Linked DNA regions of Homo sapiens: region 1 is linked to region 2. Evidence: chromatin contacts called from ENCODE Hi-C data. All regions are on one chromosome and are shown on one strand. The core of a region is the stretch at or near the end of the contact, and the rest is flanking DNA. Distances in the headings are between cores, read along the strand shown. Region 1 holds the start of HSPB1 (heat shock protein family B (small) member 1). Region 2 holds the start of RSBN1L (round spermatid basic protein 1 like).

The links. Hi-C counts contacts between places; a loop is a spot of excess contacts on that map. Pooled maps may share reads with other maps.
Region 1: a loop to region 2 is called in a map of CD4-positive, alpha-beta memory T cell, with 14 times the contacts of the local background. The contact joins the promoter of HSPB1 here to the promoter of RSBN1L in region 2. A Hi-C loop is called at or near these places in 3 of 168 maps with a recorded cell type or tissue (CD4-positive, alpha-beta memory T cell, naive thymus-derived CD4-positive, alpha-beta T cell and ovary) and 7 of 50 pooled maps.

Annotation. Positions count from the first base shown.
Region 1 is chr7:76,301,223-76,303,922 of GRCh38, reverse strand. It overlaps HSPB1 (heat shock protein family B (small) member 1), which reads right to left and starts at 1,250. Exons shown (of 3, transcript NM_001540.5): 1 at 847-1,250; 2 at 58-121. The coding sequence starts at 1,210.
Region 2 is chr7:77,695,046-77,697,745 of GRCh38, reverse strand. RSBN1L (round spermatid basic protein 1 like) reads right to left here and starts at 1,287. Exons shown (of 8, transcript NM_198467.3): 1 at 691-1,287. The coding sequence starts at 1,276. It overlaps APTR (Alu-mediated CDKN1A/p21 transcriptional regulator), which reads left to right and starts at 1,481. Exons shown (of 2, transcript NR_134254.1): 1 at 1,481-1,850. RefSeq lists silencers at 67-166, 457-776, 1,247-1,466 and enhancers at 987-1,216, 401-1,296, 1,297-2,192.

The DNA.
Region 1 (2,700 bases), core at 1-2,500, 1.4 Mb after region 2:
CTTCCCTGACCCCACCCCCACGCCACCCACCCACCCCGACCTGGCGCCAGGACTCACGTGTATTTCCGCGTGAAGCACCGGGAGATGTAGCCATGCTCGTCCTGCCGCTCCTCGTGCTTGCCTTTGGGGGGAAGAGGGAAATCAGACTGCGGGGGAGGGGACTGCCTTTCGGCCCCGCTAGGCCAGAGGCCCCACCTCCTGCTTGGAAGCAGCCAGGACTGCAGGCTGGTAGGGATTAACAGAGGGGGTTGGGGATGGGGGCGTGCCCGCCGGTCTGGGCTCTCAGAAACTTCCGGAAAGTTCTTCGATTCAGAGTTTTGGGAGGAACGGAGCAGGGCGCGGAGCTGGGGAGTGAGCAGTACGCAGGCGCACTTGGAGCCGCGCACACGCCCACTCAGCGGCTAGAAACTGGCACCGCGCCAGGGAACTCCCCGCTTATCTGGGGATGGGGCTGTGGGTGGGAAGGGGACTCTGTAGAAAAGCGCATTTTCTCTCTTCATCGATGATCTTTAAAAAAATTTTTGTTTGCTTTTTTTTTGTAATGGCGCGGGGTCGGGGCGGGGGGGCGCGTCTCGCTATGTTGCCCAGGCTAGTCTTGAACTCCTGGCCTCAAGCGATCCTCCCGTCTCGGCCTCCCAAAGCGCTGGGATTACAGAGCAGAAAGCGCCCTTAGAAGCGACCCGCACTCCCAATTCCTGAGCAAGGGAATCAGGAGTCCTGTTTTTCCCGGTGCTGGGCCAACGTTTAACTCCCCAGGCCCCCGGGACCCCCGTTTCAACCGCACGCCCCCGGCCCTGCCCGCCCTGCTAGCCTCCTCCTCTCCCCTGCAGGAGCAGGGGGGCTCACCGGTGATCTCCACCACGCCATCCTTGGTCTTGACCGTCAGCTCGTCCGGGGCGAAGTGGTTGACATCCAGGGACACGCGCCAGCGGTCCGCAGTGTGCCGGATCTCCGAGACCCCGCTGCTGAGTTGCCGGCTGAGCGCGCGGCTGTAGGCGGGCGCGGCCACTGCGGGGCTCTCGATGGCGGCGGGGGGCAGGGGGCGCACGTAGCCTGGCCAGCTGCTGCCGCCTAACCACTGCGACCACTCCTCCGGCAGCCGGGGCAGCCCGAAGGCCTGGTCGAAGAGGCGGCTATGCGGGTACCAGTCGCGGAAGGGGTCCCAGCTGGGGCCCCGCAGGAGCGAGAAGGGGACGCGGCGCTCGGTCATGCTGGCTGACTCTGCTCTGGACGTCTGCTCAGAAAAGTGCGGGGCGCTGGGCTCGGCTGCGCTTTTATGCTCCTCCAGTCGGGTATTTTTAGCAGGCGGTGTTTGAGGTCTCTATTAATGGCAATGACCCGTTTGAGGGCCGCCCCTCCCCATGCACTCCTCCCCCAGCGTTCAGGGGCCGTGGGCGGGGCGAAGAGGGTTCAGCCCTCATCTGGAACCTTCTCTCGTTAAGGAAAGCAAATGAATTCGAGAGCGCGACGCTGGAGCCGTGCCACGGCAGGGCACTCGCCGGCCCTGGTGCTTAAGCGTTGCTGGCTGTGGCCCGTGGCCAGGGCCGTCCTTCTGTTAAGGAGGACAGAGCCAGACAGGTTGGGTTGGGGCATACAACTGAGAAGTGGCAGAGGCAGGATTGGAACCACACGCGTGTGAGATAGAATGTGATAAAAGGAGTCTGGTGCTTGAGCCCAGGAGTTGAGGCTGCAGTGAGCTATGATCTCACCACTGCACTCCAGCCTAGGCAACAGATCAAAGTCTTGTCTCTCAAAAAAATTTTAAAAAGGGGCTGGGTGCATGGCTCATGCCTGTAATCTCAGCACTTTGGGAGGCCAAGGCAGAAGGGTCCCTTGAGGCTAGGAGTTTGAGACCAGTCTGGGCAACATAGTGAGACCCTACTTCTACCAAAAAATATTTAAAAATTAGCTGGGCATGGTGGTGCATGCCTGTGGCCCCAGCTACTCCAGAGGCTGAAGCAGGAGGATCCTTTGAACCCCGGTGAGTAGAGGCTGTGGTGAGCTGGATTGCACCACTGCACTTCAGCCTGGGCTACAGAGCAAAACCCTGTCTCAAAATAAGTAAATGAATAAATACAAATACAAAAATAAAGCAGTCTGGGCTGGGCGTGGTGGCTCACGCCTGTAATCCCAGCACTTTGGGAGACCGAGGTGGGAGGATCACCAGAGGTCAGGAGTTTGAGACCAGCCTGGCCAACATGGTGAAACCCCATCTCTACTAAAAATACAAAAATTAGCTGGGTGTGGTGGCGGGCGCCTGTAATCGCAGCTGCTGGGGAGGCTGAGGCAGGAGAATTGCTTGAACCCAGAAGGCAGAGGTTGCAGTGAGCCGAGATCTCACCACTGTACTCCAGCCTGGGTGACAGAGTGAGACTCCATCTCAAAAAAAAAAAAAGAAAAAAGAAAAAAGCAATCTAGTAATCTGGTGTGGTTGTTAGGCGTGTGGACTTTGAAGCCAGACTGCCTGAATTCACATCTTTGTTCCATCACTAAGCAGATGAACTTGTGCAAGTTAGATTCTTTGTGCCTCAGTTTCCCCATCTGGAAAATAGAGATGATAATGATGGTAACAGTCATGCATTGCATAAAGATGTGTAAGTCAGCAAGGGACAGCAAATATGAAGGTGGTCCCATAAAATTATATTACTGGCTGGGTGCAGTGGCTGACATCTGTAATCTTAGCACTTTGGGAGGCTGATG
Region 2 (2,700 bases), core at 38-2,537:
CTGGTTTTATCATTTGCTGCAGGGAAAAAAAGAATATGGCTGAAAATTCTTTCAGAAGGGTGGTATTTCAAACAGGACCACCCAAAACACTTAAGAATACGCAGCGGAGAGTAGGGTGCAGGGAGGGTACCTTACGAAACAGCGCACTTCGGGCCCTGCACGCTACCTCATTTCCCTAATAGGGATGAAAAGCTCAGGCCTCTGGTAGCTTCCAGCTGACGCCAGTGCTCTCTCCACACCCCTTTTTTGACAGGATTATCCGGGGTTGAACGCTGTGTCACAAATACGAATTCCCGCGACCACGTCTAAGTGGTCTAACAATCAATCAAGCATCTTTTACAAAACCAAACCCTTCCCCCATCCCGTTCCCTCCATCTCTCTCCCTAGCCAAACAAACCTAGGAGAGTCCTCAAGATGGATTTTCACAAATCCTGCAGCGCACTAACTGGGAGGAAGAAACGATACAGAAAATAAGAGTGTCGGCCATCCCCCTCTCTGCAACCGAAATTACAGGCTCCATTTCCTGTCCCCTTGGGAACTGCAAAATCCTCTGCTGAAAACCGGACGCCTCCCAGCCCCTCCAGGCCGGCGCACGCGGCCGCCGCGCTCCCCCTTCCCGGGCCCCGTGGGCGCCAGGGGGCGGCGGGGACCCACGGCGCCCTCCCCTCCCCCTCCCCGCACGGCACCCACCTCGGGGCAGCGGCTTCACCTCCCCGTTCTCCTCCCGGGAGGCCCCGCCGGCCTCTCGGGCCCCACCGAGACCGTGCCTCCTCCTCTCCTTCTCCCGCTTCTCCTTAGGTCTGCGCGACTTGGCGTTAGCCGAGGCAGCGGCGGCGGCGGCGGGCAGGAGGAGATGGTGAGGCTGAGCGTGCAGCAGCGTAGGAGGGACCAGCAGTTTGCGCGGCACCGGCTGAGACAAGGAAGCGGAGGCTGAGGAGGGAACGGCCGTGCCAGCGGAGAAAGAGAAACTGCTCCGAGAAGAGGACGGGGAGGGAGCAGCAGACAGAGGGGCAAAGCTCCAAGACGCGGGGCTGCCATAGCTCTGAGGCGAAGGTGCTGCCGGCGGCTGCAGCTGCCTGCTGTTCCCGCCGCTGCCCCCTTCTCCGTTCACTCTCCGCGGTGCCTTCTTCTCCTCAGTCCGGACCTTCTTGGCGGACAGAGAACCCGGAGGGTCCCGGGAGGAGAGTTGCAGCTTGCCAAACGGTTCTTTCTCCGAGACGGTGGCGGTGGGGGCCGCGGCAGCGACACAGTGCACGGGGCTCGGCGGTTCCGCCATTTTGCGCTCCTGTTGTATTTACTCTCCTCCGCTAGCCGGCGCGGGGCAGGGGGCGGGCCCTCCGCGAGGGGTAGGGAAGGGGCGGAGCGGCCAGGCCACCAGCCGGCATTGCTCCATTGGGCAAGCCACGCTGAGGGATCCACCTAAGAGCCAATCAAAGGCACAAACATCAGACGAAGGGGCGGGATCGCCACAGGGACCCTCTTCGGAGGTCAGAGCTCGGCGGGGTGCGGCTAGTGGCGGAGCGCGCTGCGAGGGGAGGGCTTTCCACTGTCGCTGGCGTGAACTCGCGTGCCCGGTGGGTATCAGGGAAGAACCCCCGCCCCGGACCCCCAGATCTGCCATGGCCGAGGTAGCGATCGTCTCTGCGGCCACGAAGACTGTTTTAACTTGTACCACTTTCCCTTCCATTTTTCCTGGGGTGCCTCTCACCCTGCATCTGCGCGTTCAGCAAGCTGGATTTCGGGAATGCTCAGTTCAGAAGAGAAAAAATTGCCGGGAATCAAGTCCTTCTTTTTGTTAGTCGGTAGTCGATTGATGGGAAGTGTTCAAAATCATTCGATGTGGTGACAAGGTACGTTATTATTGCTAGATCATGTGCTGTAATCCATTGAAGGAGATAACTTCCAGCAAATCTAGAACTTTAGTATTACTTACAAGCTTGAAGGTGAGAGTCTCCCTTTGGAGACTTTTGAACTGTTGTGACTAGACCCTTAAGATTTTTATTTTATTTATTTATTTATTTATTGGGACGGAGTTTTGCTCTGTTGTCGAGGCTGGAGTGCCGTGGCGCGATCTCGGCTCACCGCAACCTCCGCCTCCCAGATTCAAGCGATTCTCCTGCCTCAGCCTCCCCAGTAACAGGGACTACAGGCGTCCGGCACCATGCTTGGCTAATTTTTGTGTTTATTAGAGACGGGGTTTCACCATGTTGGCCAGGCTGGACTCGAACTCCTGATCTCAGGTGAGCGGCCCACCTCCGCTTCCCAAAGTGCTGGGATTACAGGCGTGAGCCACCATGTGCGGCCTTAAGATTTGAATTTTATAATAATTATTATAGCCGGGCGCGGTGGCTCACACCTGTAATCCCAGCACTTTGGGAGACCGGGGCGGGCGGATCACGAGGTCAGAAGTTCGAGACCAGCCTGACCAACATGGTGAAACCCCGTCTCTACTAAAAATGCAAAAATTAGCTGGGCATGGAAGCGCGCACCTGTAATCCCAGCTACTGGGGAGGCTGGGGCAGGAGAATCGCTTGAACCCAGGAGGCGGAGGTTGCAGTGAGCCGAGACTGCGCCACTGCACTCCAGCTTGGGCGACAGGGCAAGACTCCGTCTCAAAAAATAATAATAATAATAATAATATTATTATTATTATAACGTAGACTTGCCAGGAAAAATTCGTTGGCGATTATTTATGGATGT